Regions from separate parts of the Homo sapiens genome. Here regions 2 and 3 are each linked to region 1. Evidence: chromatin loops called from intact Hi-C (ENCODE). Cell type or tissue: dorsolateral prefrontal cortex. All regions are shown on one strand. Region 1 has its middle 110 kb from the start of E2F8. Region 2 has its middle 16 kb from the start of NAV2-AS4. Region 3 has its middle 32 kb from the start of NAV2-AS5.

Region 1 (5,000 bases):
TAGGTTCAGAGACAAGATTACATTGCTGATGATGGTGGAGAGGGGATTTCAGCCCAAGTTGTCTAACTCAGGTCTGTGTTCTTCTAACTATATCACACTCCTTATGACTGGGTTCATAATGTCACTTCCCTACCATGACCCTACTGATTTTCTTCCTTGCATGAGCTCAGAGAGACTTTCTTGCAAGCCTCTCTGAGCTGACTGGCTCAGAAAGAGCATGGGTTTTATTTTGTAGCTCTGTCTTGTGAGCAGTCTCAATGGGCCCCTCTGGGACAGGGCTCAGGAGTGTAATATATGTGAATGTTTCTGAGTGAGCATGAGCTTCCAGCCCAGCTGCAATTCCCTCACCTCTGCCATCCCCTCATCCTACAGCTGGGCCCCCTTCCTACAACCAGACCTGGAGAGGGATGGTTGGATCTGGCAGAGATCCAGCTGGGTACTGTCTGGTCCTCATCAATCCCTCCTGCTCTGACGCCAGACAAGTGTAGCTCCCTTCCTGAGCCCCAATCTCTTCCTGCATCCCAAATAGGGGCCCGGCAGCAGGATTGGCCTTCTGCTTTGGTGTGTGTCTTGAGCTCCTGTTCTAATGGGGTGTCTGTGTACATAACACCCTGAGAATGCTGGACCCACCTGGTCTTCACCAGACGGTGGTATAGAAAGATCTGCCTGTGGCTATGGACAGGCCCTGCAGCCTGGTGGCCCCTGGAGACTTTGGAAAGGCCAGGACTCTCTCCTGCCAAGACCAATAGGACTTCTTGCTTTCTCACCTTGGGCACCCTGTGTGGTGGGGCAAGTTTTGATTGGATGATAGGATCGGAGGCGGAGTGGAAAGAGAGAAATGTCCACGGTAGTGCCTCTCCAGACATGCCTGGCCTCCCCTTTTACTCTTTGGACCTGACCTTAACTTAGGAGAGGAGAGAACATTTTTTCAGAAGTTCAAGTCTTATTTGCAGTACTGGGTTCCTGATATCCTCTCATGTGGGCACTTACGTACTAGGCCACTCCATGAAAGAGAGATAAGGGACATGGGGAGCACAAGCCTCCCAGATTCCAAAATGGCCCTGGGTAAGCTAAGAAGAATGAATAACTGTCCGGAGATGGGTAACCTTGGGGATAGGATGTGTTGCCCTCTAGGTTACAGAAGGTCTGGCTGTTAGTTGGCCCAGGGATCCTTGTTCTGCGTGTCCAAGAATCACAAACGGGTCTTGACATGGAGGCAGATTTCAGTTCAGTGTTGGAAAGAGCTTGCTGTCAACCAGAGCTCTACAATCAGGAAGGCAATAAGCACCGTCTTGGGAGCTTCAGAGAGCTCCATCCAGAGAGGTGTTTGGACACAGGCTGGACAGCTCCCTGATGGGATCCTGTCCAGGGGATTCCTGGATTTAGTGAGAGGTTGAACCAGGTGCCCGGAGGCATCTTCTGACTCAGGTTGTCCAACGATGCAGGTCTTCCTTAAAGTGTCAGGTGCGTCTGTCCCACAGAAGAAGGGCGTTAGCAGGCATGATTGGCATGTCTCTGCCTGGCAGGTCTGCCATTGAATAGCAGCAGCTCCGGAGAGACCCTCTCTCTTTCTCTGGTCCCCTAGCCTGGGAAAGGGCTCGGGACCCTGGAAGGGGACCGGGGTGGCGAGGCCGCCGATTGGCAGCGAGGCGCCATGTGAACTGCACTGGTTGGCTGGCGGGAGGGAGGAGGAGGCGGTTTCCCGGGTAACGGGAGGGCAAGGAGCGGCTGCAGCGGCAGCGGCCGCGGCTGAGAAGCGCGGGCCGGAGTGCAGTGCGAGACCGGCTGGAGGAGGCGGCTCCGCGAAGCCGGTGTGGGCGCAGGTAGGAACCCCCTATGCTGCCTCCCCCAGGTCGGGTCTGGCTGGACTGCCCGGCGGCGGGACCGGCCTGGGAAAGTTTGCGGTGCAACTGGGTGGGCAAGGAGGAGAGGACTTGGGGATGCTCTGTGCTGAGCTCCGGGGTCCAGAGCAGGGTGGGGACTGCCGTTGGGGAGAGGGCCGGCCCCTCATTGAGAGGCTCGGGGGCCACACCTCTGCTGCGGGACTCTGACCGAGGGCCAGGGCCTCTCAAGCCACCCGGCCGCAGCATAGATACCGGGCGAGCGGACGCATAGCCACCCGTGCGCGATGACGGCCGGCGGGCCCTTGTTCACAGATGCGCTGGGAAACTCTTCCCCAGCAGATGCGGGGCTGGGCGCCCGGCGCAGTGCTCCGAGGCTGCTCTGCGAGCTCGGGGGCGCACTTTCCCGGCCTCCAGCGACACTGCGCACGCCCCTATCCGGAGTGGGTGTGTGTCCCTCTGGGCGTACGTGCCTGAGGCTGTGCCACCTCCTGTGCTTGTTCTTGTGTTTCTGACTGTCTTGTTTGCGTGTCTCTGTGGGTTCCCCTCTGCGTGATTGTGTCTCTGGGTGTATCCCCGCGTCTGGGTCCCTCTGTGTTTGCTGTTGGCATGGGTGTCTGTGAACGCCCTCTCCAGGTTCTTGTGTCTGAATACCGCTATTTGTGGATCCTTCTGTAGGCGTCTCTGTGTTTTCGGTCTGTGTGTCCTCCTCTCTGTGTGCTAGTCTTTAGGTGTATCTATGAGCGCGTGTGTTTTCTGTCTGCGCCTCTGTTTTCTAGCTACGTCTGTCTCCGAATGTAGGTCCAGTACCTGTCTGCGCGGGTCCCTCTGTGGAGGCGTGCTTCCTCGTCTGTGATCTGAGCTTCTGTGATCTGTGTATATGGATGTGCGTCTGTAAGTCTGTATGTGTGTCTGTCTGCATGTCTGCGAGTATCTGCTGTGCTTGTGTCGGTCTGTGCCTCTTTGCTGTGCCTGTCTGTCCATACGTGTGTATGTGTTGGTGGGGGTGGTGTAGGTGGATCGGATCCGAGCCAAGCCGGGGGCAACTAGGCCAGGCCTGCGGTTCCCCTGGCTCTCGCTCTCCCACGCTCCGGTTAGCTGCGGGCGGCGGGCTAGGGCGCGGGCGGGGAGGGGGCGCCCGAGCACTGGGAGCCGCGGTGCCTCCCGGGTGTGCGCTCCGCTGAGCCGGCTCCTTTCTTGCCTGCAAAGGGACTCAGGCGGCGGCGGTGGCAGCCCGCGTCGCCCAGCTGGGGCCCTAGTGACTTATTTTTGTGTGTGATCCTTTCTTTTCTTCAGGGAAGAGGCGGGAGCACGCTCCGCTCGCTCGCAGTGCACAGATAAAGGCGCCAGGGTTGGCGGCTGGGTCTGCCCTCCCTCCCCTGTGGCTTAGCAGAAGTGGCCGGCTCACGGGCTCCCTTTGGAAGCAAAAAAGCCCCTAGATTAGAAACTCAGCCCAGAAACCACCATGCCTCCTTGGTTCTCTTTCATACCTCTTATGTAACTTATTTATTGATTGATTAATGAAAAGCTAGATTTCCAAGAAGCTCTTCTGTTTCCCCTATTGACACCAAGGGCTAATTAAAAATGCGATTTTGGTGATAAGTGTTAATTAGACCATTGGAAAGACCCTTCTTTTAGATGCACCCTTCTTTTAGAAGCTTAACTCCAGGTATAAGATGAAACAGGTCAGGCCCCCAACCCTCCAACCTTTAATCCAGATTTAAAAAACAGTTTCCCCAGTCCCGGCAGCCACTGGAGAGAGGGACAGGAGTGAGGAAAAGGCCAAAGGGGCATTGCCTGATTTTGCAAACTTTGGGAAAATCTAAGGATATTTTGCCAAAGCTGGGCTCACAATTCCAACACCCACAGCAGAAGGAGTAAGTTATACCTAAGAAGGCCTGGCCTGTGACTTGTCTGGCACCTGGAATCCTAAATTGGCATTTAACAGGGAATGAAGTTTTACTGCAGGAAGGGACTTCAGCGGGTCCCTCTGAAGGATGCCTCTACCTCTAAGACTAGGAAGCTTTTTCCTGTACCATCTATGTACTGGGCTATATCTCCAAACCTGTCTTTAACCTCCGTCCCACCCAACCTCCCACCCCCGGGGTGGTTGCCCAGAGGAAGAAGGATTTGGGCAGATGTGGAATGGGAGTTTGAAGCCTTTTGGAGGCTGTTTGTACCAGGCAGGAAAAAGTCTTGGCAGTGTGTTCAGAAGATCTTCAGTAAGAGTGGGCTTGTCTTATGAACTTTGAGGAGAAGCCAGGGCTTGCCCTCAATGCTCCCCACTCATCTTATGGTGCAGTTTGGCCAGGCCTTCTTGTTTTTCTCCTTTCCCTTGCAGCCGCTCAGTTCTGACTTATGACACAGAGAGGAGAAGCTGCTGATCCATTGCTGCATTTAGGGATCAATCCAGCACGCATGTTCATTTCTCAACAATTCAGTTAAATGTTCCCTGAGTCCTTTCTTTCAGTTCATTTTCATTCAAGTGTATTTAAACATCCTGAGATTTCTCTGGCAGTAGGAAACCAGAGCTTTTACATCAGGGCATACTCTCTTGAAGTCCCCTCTGCCCAGTCAGGAAATAGACTGGATGTGGCAGCTAGCTAGCTGACAACAGCATCCTTGCTTCTCCTCTTTCTCCTGTGACTCTCTCCCCTCTGGCTCCAGCACAAGGACAGCAACAGCCCCAGAACTGGTGGAGACTGACTCCTAGAAAAAAACAAAAGGCTCACAGGAGGTGTTGAACATCCTCCCACTTCCTGCTGGTTGGGAGGTATTTCTGTGGCGAGAGCGTCTGTCCCCATGTGCACTTGGGGCGTGTGCGCCGGCTGGTGTGATGGGATGTGACAGGGTCTCACCCGGGAGGGAGCTCCAGCACAGGGGCCTGGCACAGAGTGCAGAGCTGTTCTCAGATACAGAGAAAGCCCAGAGCTGTCAATGAGGCAGCCCCGATGGAGAAGGCCTTCCAAGCAGGAGACCCTTTTTGGCACCGGACTTTTTTTTCTTTTATTATTATTCATGAGGAGGGCCAGTAGCTATGAAAAGTGTAGATTCTGAACTCAGCCTGCTTGGGAAAAGTCAAACAGCAGTACTCCTTCCAGAGCAGCATGGATATGAGCAGGAACTTTGAAGTCAGACCTGGGTTCAAGTTTTAGACCC
Region 2 (5,000 bases), 190 kb after region 1:
AGCAGCCACCAAGTGGACTGTGTTCTTTTGCTTCTGCTCTTAAGTGTATTCTAGATATGGTCGCCTTTACTATCCACTTCCAGACTGGCTTTCCTTAGTTCTAGACACAATCTCACAGGTATATCTGATCTAGTCTAAGTGCTTTTTAAATAAAATAGAACTGGATTCCAGTCCCTGCTCTGCTACTTTATTGTGACTTGGGCAAGTTATTTAATGTTTTTAAGTCTCAGTTTGTTTATCAGTAAAATGGAAATAATAATAGCACCTGCCTCATAGGATATCATGAGGATTAAGAGGTGAAATATTTGTGAAGGACTGGCCTAGGTGATGCATTTTGCAGGGAAAGCACCTGAGTCCCAAAGAAATGAGTAACTTACCAAGGTCACATGACTGTTATGAGAAGGAGAGTCCAGAACTCAGACCTGGGTTCCTTACTCACAGTTTCTTCTGCAGCACCTATGCTCTGCAGCATGTCTGATAAGAAAATGCCAGACAGAAAGCAGCTCAGTCCAATAGACTCTCTTGGTTTGTTTTTTCTGGTTCCTATATCTTCAAATGTCATTGATATTGGAAGGATCCTGGTGAGGTCCAATAACGCAGCCAAGCTGTGACACATCTCTAGAGTGGCCTGGCCCAGGTGGCTATTGTCATCATTGAGCTTGACCTTTGCCTCTTCCCTGAGCTGTGAATCTGTGGAAGCTCACTGTTCTATTCTAGCACACTCCTCTGTTTCCTTTTTCTTTTCTTTTTTTGAGACAGGGTCTTGCTCTTTCACCCATGCTGGAGTACAGTGGGGCAGTCATGACTCACTGCAGCCTGGACCTCGTAGGTTCACGCAATCCTTCTACCTCAGCCTCCCGTGTAGCTGGGACTACAGGTGCACACCACCACACCTGGCTAACTTTTGTTTTTGTTTTTTTTTTTTCTGCTAAGATGGGAGTCTCACTGTGTTTTCCTGGCTGATCTTGAATTCCTGGGCTCAAGCAATCCTCCCACCTCAGGCTCCCAAAGTGCTGAGATTACAGGCGTTAGCTGCCAGGCCCAGACTTATTTTTCAATTATAACTTTCTTTTTTTTTTATGCTTTAGTGTCATAGTCTATGTGTTTGTGTTTTATTTATGTATCTTTTTAAATTGAACTTTTTAAATCTTGAAATAATTGTGGATTCACATACTATTGTAAGAAATAATATGGAGAGATTTTGTGTACCCTTTACCCAGTTTGCTCCAATGGGTAACATCTTGCAAAACTTTAGTGCAATATCACAACCAGGATAATGACATTTTATATATATATATATATCTTTCCACTATAATTTAAAGGCCACAAATCATGGACTTTGTCTTGTTCAATACAATATTTCCAATACTTAGAACAGAGCCTGGCATATAATAGGTACTTGGTAAATGTTTGCTAACAGTATGGCTAAAAATGTAATGCAAGAGCCCTCTGTCATTTCTCATCCCTCTCCCCTTCCCCTGAACTGTAAATGGTTCTGTGATGCCCAGGCAGCCTTGCCTCTGCAACGTCACAGTTTTCTCTAATTCTACGTACTGAGCCTCATTACGATCAGTTAGATCAATGGTCTTCAAACTGGGGGTAGATGAAGATTTTCCAAGGGGTGTGCAGGCATGAATAGTTGAAGGGAATCTATTTCCAGATCTCAACTTGTTTGTCTACTCGTTTTCAAAATTGATCTATCCAAGAAGAAGATCTGTCCAAGAAGGTTTCACAGAGGCCCTTCTCCCACTTGATAAAAAGTAGATCCCTCCTCCATCCCAAACCTTGTGGTGTGCTTTATCCAATTAGGGTAGCTCAGGCTTGTGTTTTTTTCTAATCACATTGTGAAATACTTATTCTAATTATATTTAATATTAATCTTATTTCATTGTAAGAATGTATACAATTTTTCACTCCCTGTTAACACAAAGTAAACTTAGGTACATACATCATGGTAAGTTTTAGAGAGTCGTTTAACAATGTGCAAAAGAGTCCAAATGTTTTTCAACATTCTTTTTCTTAGGGGATGGGAGCAAAAAGATTGAAGGCCACTGAGACAACACAGCCATTTGGAAAGCCATTATCAGCTGCCATTTTGATTCAAGATCGAATGTCATGGACATTTTGAAGCCTTTTCATTGCATACTGAATTTGATGCAATCAGTCCTACTCTCTGAAAAGTTATCAAGAAGCAGGCAGGCTACAAATGCTCAGGGTTGAATAGTTCTCTTGAAAGAGGCCTCACTGTGTTCAGCTGATAATCAAACGAATGGCTGCATTGAGATAGGTCGTGGAGGGGGACCCACTGCTTCCCCATCTCTTATTCAAGCTTGGGCTCTGTTTCTGTCCCGATAGGAGCACATAATCCCATCAGTGCCAATGGGAGTTATGTGCCTGCTTTACTGGAGACAATAGGCTGACTGAGAGGGACAATTGTTCCCAGCAACTGAGGGGGTAAACACGATTGAATATTCCTAGCCACCATCCCTGAAGGGCCAGACTGAGCCCCAAAAGCCCTTTCTTTGTTAGCTTGCAGAGCCAGGGGGCCCCGCCTGCCTTCATCTCCTGCAGTGGCTGCCACCACCCACCTTCAGTGGCAACTTGTCCCTGAGCTGCTCCTAATGTCCCACCAAGACTGGTTGCCGTCAAGGTCTTCTAGCTCCTCTCCTCCTTGCTCCTCACTCTTTCTAAAGACAAGCCCAAGGGCCCTTCTCTATTTCATTCTTCACAACAAAATTATCACAACATCAGCAAGAATAATTGCATCCATTTATTCTCCACTTACTATTTCCTAGGCACTAAACATTTTATATACATTTGTGCATGTAACTACAAGTACTCATGGTGATTCTGCAAGGTAACTATAATCATTCCCATTCCCATTAAATGCAGCAAAATGCAGCCTAAAGTAAGTCACACACCTGGTAAGTTGCAGAACCCAGATTTAACCCTCCAACCCTCCCCATCCCCTGCAGGGGCTATTAGCTCCAAAGTCCATGCTCCAAGTTCTGCTATTTTCCCAAAGTGTGTTTCCTTCAAGACACTCTGAGACAAAGCTTGGAAAATGCTGTAGCTGCTCCCCCTGACCCAATCCCTTTCTTGGAGATTCCCAATGCACTTTAGTTTATTTTTTAAAAGCTCTGGCCAGGCGTGGTGGTTCATGACTGTAATTACAGCTCTTTGGGAGGCCAAGGTGGAAGGATCACAAGGTGGGAGGCAAGGTTGAAATGAGCTGTGATTGTGCCTCTGCACTCCAGCCAGGGTTGCAGAGCAAAACCCTGTTTCTTAAAAGAAAGACAAGAAAAGAAGAGAAGGGAAAAGGAGGGAAGGGAAGAGAAGACAAGACAAGAGAAGAGAATACAAGAGAAAAGAAAAGAAAACAATTCTGAGAAATCCTGCAGGAAAGAATCCTGTTAATGTTGCTTAACTTGGTACTTCTCAAGTATTTGTCTTTTTAAATGTTTGCATAAAACACATTAGACTTTGTTAAATGCTAAACTATATTATTATGAGGAGGAGAGATGCTACCTAGAGGAAGTTATACATGTAATTGGTTCTTGCATTCACTGCTACTGGAACCAGAAGTGGAGGCAGATGAGTTGACCATTGCTCTGGATTTGGGGTGGTGGCAAGGGAATCATAGCAACAGCACATGGCTCCATCTTCCGGCATCTACTATCCCACCCTTTCTACCAAAAATGTGACCTGCTTTCCCATGGCAGGGAGAAGACAAATTGTTCTAGAAGACAGGAAAGGAGAGACAGAATGGCTGTGTTGAAATGATTGTCCTGGGATGGAGCGAAATTTAGGAAGTGAGAGTTTTAATATAGATGAAGGCGTTGGGCCATGTGGCCCATCTTTGGGAACTGCCAGCCGATGGTTGGCAAATGACAACCCATGTGACTCTGGCTGTCTCTGGGGCCTTCTACAGGAGCAGGCTGAGGCCAGGACTCCTCCACTGTGCCTGTGGTCTCCTCCTCCCACACAGGGGATGTACTCACAGCTGAGGCCCCTTATCTTTTTGACCCACTTGAGAGAAGGGACAGGGCCTCGGGCATCAGGCAGAGCATAGGCCCAGGCTGATGTGGGACATGCCACATGCCAAAATGACATGTCATGGGGATTTGTGGGCCTCGCTGGAGCCATTTCCTCCAGGGGGTCATTTTATTTAGTTCCAATTGGACCCTGTGATTGGTCTCAGCCCTGGGCCACCTGGTGTCCTGGCTCCATATGGCAATGACTAGGAAGATGCCATTTTTCAATTGAAATATGCCTTGCCTTACTGTGGATCAGTCTGTAATTGCCTTTGGCTGGAAAGGGGCTTTGATTTTTAAAACTAAGCTAGAAAGTAATTTTTCCACTTTTGATTTGCTGCACTGATGAGTCAGTGTCTTCTCTACTAATTCACACTGAGAGTCACAGCACGGAAAAGACAGTTAGAGTCTTAGAGGTCGGCAAAGCCCACCATTGACCTCATATGGGAATCCCTTCCACCCACCCTTAACAGATGGTCTTTTAGCCTCTGGCCCAGCACAGCCACAGACGGGGAGCTCACTCTCTCACTGTGCAGACCTGACTGCTGTTGTCCAATTCTTGGCAAGTTTGATCCCATATGGAGCTAATAATGGGTACCCTTTAAGGAACACTCACCACCTGCCAGACACTATGCTAGGCATCTTCCATGCCTATCTTATTTAATCTTCATAATAACCCTCTAGGGTAGATACTATAATACGATTATCCCCATTTCTCAGAATGAGTGAAACAAGTCATAGAGGGTTTAAGGAATTTGTTCATGGCCCCAAGGCAGTAAATGATGGAGTCAGTGAATTGAGGAAGGATCACTCCAGAGCCCGAGCTCTTAAGCACTTTGCTCCGCTGCCCAGAGTAAGAATAGCTAACATTTGTGGAGTATTTACTAGGGGTCAGGTTCTATACTGAGGGGTTCCATATATACTGTCTCACTTCATTGTAACAAGTCATGAAGTAGATTTTATTAT
Region 3 (5,000 bases), 130 kb after region 1:
CAACTTCTACCTGCTCTGTGATGTTGGACAATTATTTCACCACTCTGTGCCTCAGGTTCCTCATCTGTAAAGTGGGGATAGAGTATTTACCTTATAGAGTTGTCCCGAGAATTCAGTAATTGATACATGTAAAGTGCCTAGAACGATACCAATAATAGATGTATCATGTAAATATAAGTCATTAATATTATTATGAGTAATAATGCTGTTATTATTGAGCCTGGAGTAATACAGGGCGGGTGTAGTAGCCTCACGCTGTCAGGCTGGGCAAATTCCTTAATCACTTTGGGTCCTCATTTCCTCTTGTGTAGTCAGAGTTAGATCTCACTGATTGTCAAGAAGATTAAATGGGATGATACTTGTAAACTCCTGGCCCCTAGCAGGCCTCAGGAAGTGTTGTTACCTTCCTCCCTTGATGCTGTTTCCCCAAGGCTTGTTTCCTGGTTGATTTAGGCGGTGCTACTAAACTGAGCGGTAGTTGCCGGGAAGATGAAGCACTGCCTGAAGTTTCAGTGGTAAAACCATCATTTACTCAGCAGAGGCAGCCAAGCCTGGTGCTGTCTACTCACAAATAGGATTCCCCAGCAGCTTGGCTGTGCAGTGCATTAAAGAACCACAATTAACTGGAGGTCTGCCAGGTCTGGGTGAAGATCCCATCCTTTGTGCTGCAGGCCAGCAAGCACCATTTTCCAGATGAGAAGACAGAGGATCCATGGGAACTTCCCAAGGCTCCTGAGAGAGCAGCCATGCCAGGAATGGATGGAGCCCAGGTTCCAGAGTTCAGAGCTCTGCCTCAGACCCATACAGCTTCTTTAGTCCTTGCTGATTTTCCCAGCCATGTTTTCTGGTGGCCAGAGCCAACTGAAGCCAGAAGCTATGTGGCTTAGTCAGGTGTACTTGGGTCTTTTTCCTGCCAAGTTAAGCTTGCTTCTTTCTATGAGTCTGATCAAACCCTTATCTGCTGCTAGAACTCTTGAAGATAGGTCAGACATAGGCTCAGGCTTTAGATGGTACAGATGGATGAGTACAAAGTCATTTCCATGCTCATACTCTGCAGGAGGGGGTGGGGGGAGAGGCTTGGTAGTATCATAATTATTAAATTTATTTAAAAGTGCATATCCAATGACCTCATAATTCGTAAGTCAGCATATACTTTCAGGTTTTCTTTTCCAGAGAAACTCCAAGTAAAATTGGTTTAAATGACACTGAAGTTCACTTTCCTTTCCTGCAAAAGCGAAATGATTTGGGATCACACCCCTTCCCTTTAAGGTACAACCTGGAAGTTTTTCACCTTTCTGCCCATGTTCTGTCAATCAGAACCCAGTGTCATGCATATAGCTGTGAGGGAGGCTTGGAAATGGAGTTGCTCTTCTGGCTGTCACACTGGAAGTGGGTGCATGGGATGCTGTGGTGCCTCACCCAGGTCCCCTCTTAAGGACTGATAGGCCTATCCCCCAGCTGCTGAGAGCACTGATGACTGATAGTACATAACTCTGTCCCTTTCTGATTATTCCTCAGAGCCACAAAGAATTGTCTCACCCAAGATTATACTTGCCCGAAGTTTCAAGCTTCCCGGAGGAGACCATTTTTGCCAAGAATTGCCTTATGCTGACATAAAAGGTTATGACCTCCTTGGCTGAATTTGAGACAACTCTGAAGGGTCGTTCTAGCTCCAGGGGTCCTCATCAGGTCCGCTGGGGCCTGCAGGCCCACTATTCCTTCTTTTTAGTCCTGGACATTTCCTTACACATAGCCCTCTCTAGAGCACTGTCCCATAAACTGGTCTTCATTGCTCTGTGCCAGAAATAATTTCAGGGAACCCAAACTAAGAAATTGGGGTTCTAGCCTATGGAAGAAGTAGAAGGGTATGAGAACCAGCAGTCCTTTTTGCCTGCAGCCATCCCACTTCTCATGTCAGCTCTGAAGAAATACTTGTAAATGTGTCCAAAGAAGCAATGCAAGGCCAGCCCAGTGGCATCGTTTGTGAGAGTGAAAACAATGAGACGCTAAATGAACCATAGTGAGGCTGTATTTTGGGGCATGTTAGAAAGACTGAGAAAGTTCTTGATCTGCTGCATTCTGTATTCTCCAAATGTTGACTGTAATAAGGAAAGTGTGAAAGATGTGTACACTATGATACAATTTTATTAGAAAGCATCAAACAATACACGTATGTGTAGCCATAGAAAATGTATGGTTTATAAACAGGAAACAAAAGAAGGCTACTGTGGGCGCTGATGCTAGCAGCTGCCTTTGGAGAGGACAGGAGAGCATGTGAGGCTTTTAAGTGTAGCAATGGAGTGAAGGAGTGGATGAGGGTGATCTATAGAGCTGCAAGCCTTATCTGTAATGCTGTATAAAAACAATATATTCATGGATTATTTGCACAGTTAAAAAATCTATATTAAAAAAGAAAAATAGAAATCCATTATTGCTCACAGGACTAAAAATCAAAGTCATCTCCAGAGAACCGATGAAAAAAGCCAGCTTTGCTGTCCAAAGAGAATCCTTTATTTTTATTTCCAGGAGGTCTTGAGACCTCAGGCAAATCACTCTGCCTCTCTACACCTCAGTTTCCCCATCTGTGAAGTGGCAGTCACAAGCCCCGTCTCATCTGCTGCAAGGCTGAGACGCGGTAAGCTTTACAAAGCTGCCAGCCTGGTGCCCAGTACTCCATTAGTGGTGGTGGGTGGTGGGGAATGAGTTGGTCAAATGAACAACTGTCTCATTCAGGATGCCCAGCCAGCTGCTTAGACAACTTTCCACTGGGCCTTGGGTCAGCAGCCACAGAGAAGGGGAGGTCTCTCCACTCCCTGGTCACAGCCTGCATCTGGGGAAAGCCGGAAGGCTAAGGACAGATGATTCCGGACCATTCCAGGTGTTCTGGGATTGAGTCTCTCTTTCTGATATATGAGCAACGGCGTGTGTAGCTGCTGGGCATGTTTTGTGTTACGTCAAAGGATTTGGGTGGTTTTTCTGTCCTCTTGTTTCTCAGAATGAAGAGGACAAAGCCTTTCTTTTCAGTGAAGCCCAGCAGACCAGAAAGGCTTTGAAATCATGAAATGCAAATACTGCTGCCTTTGAGCCACATGGAAGGCGGAGCTGCTGAATTAAATTAACATGGCCCATAAATAGAGAGTTTAAAAAAATGGGAGGCCAAGTGTTCAGAGGCTTTTGTCCAGGGGAGAAATAATCACAGGACAATGGTCTATTTTGTTTGGATTACAGGCTGGTATCACATTAGCTCAAACCTGGCAATATTTATGTTGAACACTGCTGTTTGTGGAGCCGCTGCTGTCCCAATTTATCTCTCTGGGGAATCCCTGGAGGCAAAGCAAACTAGGAAGGGAATCTCCACCTCCTGCTGACCTGCCTGGTTCTGCCTACCACTGCCAGAGAGTGCCTAGTGCTTGGCCATCCATGGAGAGGAAAATGTCCCACAGAGAAAATGAGGACGTGCAGATAAAAGTCAGCCTGAAAAAAATAGTTGTTCAGGAGATGTGCCATAAAAATCGGTCTGTCCTGCCTTTCTTGAGAAATCAGAAGAACCAACAACTTTTGTCGTGCATGTTCATATGGTAAGAGCCACGAAGTGGCTGCCCCTTGGCTCCAGGCATTCCTGTTAGCCTCAGTCTTCACCATGACCTTTCTGCCTGAAGTCGAGTGTCAGTTGCCCTTAAGAGCATGCCATTCTTTTTTTTTGAGACAGAGTCTTACTCTACTCACTAGGCTGGAGTGCAGCGGCGGGATCTTGGCTCACTGTAACCTCCGCCTCCTGGGTTCAAGCAGTTCTCCTGCCTCAGCCTCCCGAGTAGCTGGGACTACAGGCACGCGCCACCATGTCCAGCTAATTTTTGTATTTTTAGTAGAGACGGGGTTTCACCATGTTGGCCAGGATGGTCTCGATCTCTTGACCTTGTGATCCACCTGCCTCGGCCTCCCAAAGTGCTGGGATTACAGGCGTGAGCCACTGCACCCGGCCCATTCTTACACTATTGTTTCTCTTACAGTCAAAAATAGTTCTCTAAACCCCCAACATTATTAAGATGTAAGATAATGCAAGCTAGACCATCAAGAGACTTTTTTTTTTCCCCTATAGCCAGCCTGCCTTACTCCTATGGGTATTTGTATTGCCAACCACTGGGCTACTGCTAGAACCTCTAGGCCTGGATCCTGATTTCAGTTTTTTACCAACTGATCTGATCCTAAGCAGCCATTCCTGCACTCTCTTCCACTTTGATGCCACTACCCTCACATGTAAAAAAAGGTGGGGGGCAGTTTTTCCCCCTGAACTATGTTCTGAGTAACATTAGCTCTGTGGAACATGATAGGATCCATGATCCAATACACCGGGAAGCACATGTTAGACAGAACAAGTCAATCGCTGTGTGCAGGACTTTCCAAGCTGATGTGCATCTGTTTCCCAAATGAATTTACTAGGAAAGCCTATTTCATGGAGCCTCTTGGGACACTAGTGTTCTCTTGCTTAGACTTGGGGAATCAAAAGGTGATGTCCAAATTCCTGCCAGCATGAAAGCTCAGTGCCCAGGATGGTCCTCCCGGTACTTAGCCCTGGGTCAGGGCATCTTGCCCTGGACCAGCAGCCCCAGTTTCTACCACCTTCCTATGTGGTTTCCTTCTCCCACCCTCCACTCTCCCTCTCCTCTTCATGGCCCCCTCAGGTGTCAGGTGGGAGGCTTAAAGGAGAGGGGTTATCACAGCCCCACCCTCCATCATATTGCATTCCCAAGGGGTCCTTTGCCCCCACACCTGGTCACAAGGAGATAAATATGGCCAGTCTTGGGTCAAGCGAAATGATTTTTTTGGATAAGACTATCCAAACCCTTCCCAAGGTAAAGTCAGGTTCTCAGGCAGCTCTCTAGCAAAGCTGACAGATAAGCATTGATGAGGGTATTGCTAAGAAAAAAATGCAAACCCTATAAAACCTGTCATATTTATGGGCCTTTTATGTCCAACTCTGCTGTTCTCTGTTTTCTGCA

The links. A loop is a pair of places that touch in the nucleus more often than their neighbours do. Peaks named below come from ENCODE experiments on the same cell type or tissue, not always from the same donor. Only the 100,000 strongest peaks of a DNase experiment are listed, where the experiment ranks them.
Region 2: it touches region 1 in a loop (2.7-fold over the local background); 2 of 110 quality-filtered maps call a loop at or near these places.
Region 3: a loop joins it to region 1, with 11 times the contacts of the local background. A loop is called at or near these places in 3 of 110 quality-filtered maps.

Annotation. Positions count from the first base shown.
Region 1 is chr11:19,343,489-19,348,488 of GRCh38, forward strand. It overlaps a transcript of NAV2 not described here. Among named protein-coding and RNA genes, the nearest start is that of E2F8, 110 kb to the left of the region's middle. RefSeq lists an enhancer at 1,805-1,884 and a silencer at 2,895-2,964. In dorsolateral prefrontal cortex, a CTCF peak has its summit at 3,013; DNase peaks (open chromatin) are centred at 1,693, 2,283 and 2,993; H3K4me3 peaks cover 2,491 bases; H3K27ac peaks cover 901 bases.
Region 2 is chr11:19,537,607-19,542,606 of GRCh38, forward strand. It overlaps a transcript of NAV2 not described here. Among named protein-coding and RNA genes, the nearest start is that of NAV2-AS4, 16 kb to the left of the region's middle. In dorsolateral prefrontal cortex, no CTCF peak of the experiment used is centred here; a DNase peak (open chromatin) is centred at 2,521; H3K27ac peaks cover 1,302 bases.
Region 3 is chr11:19,472,291-19,477,290 of GRCh38, forward strand. It overlaps a transcript of NAV2 not described here. Among named protein-coding and RNA genes, the nearest start is that of NAV2-AS5, 32 kb to the right of the region's middle. In dorsolateral prefrontal cortex, no CTCF peak of the experiment used is centred here; DNase peaks (open chromatin) are centred at 2,751 and 3,350; H3K4me3 peaks cover 1,243 bases; H3K27ac peaks cover 2,797 bases.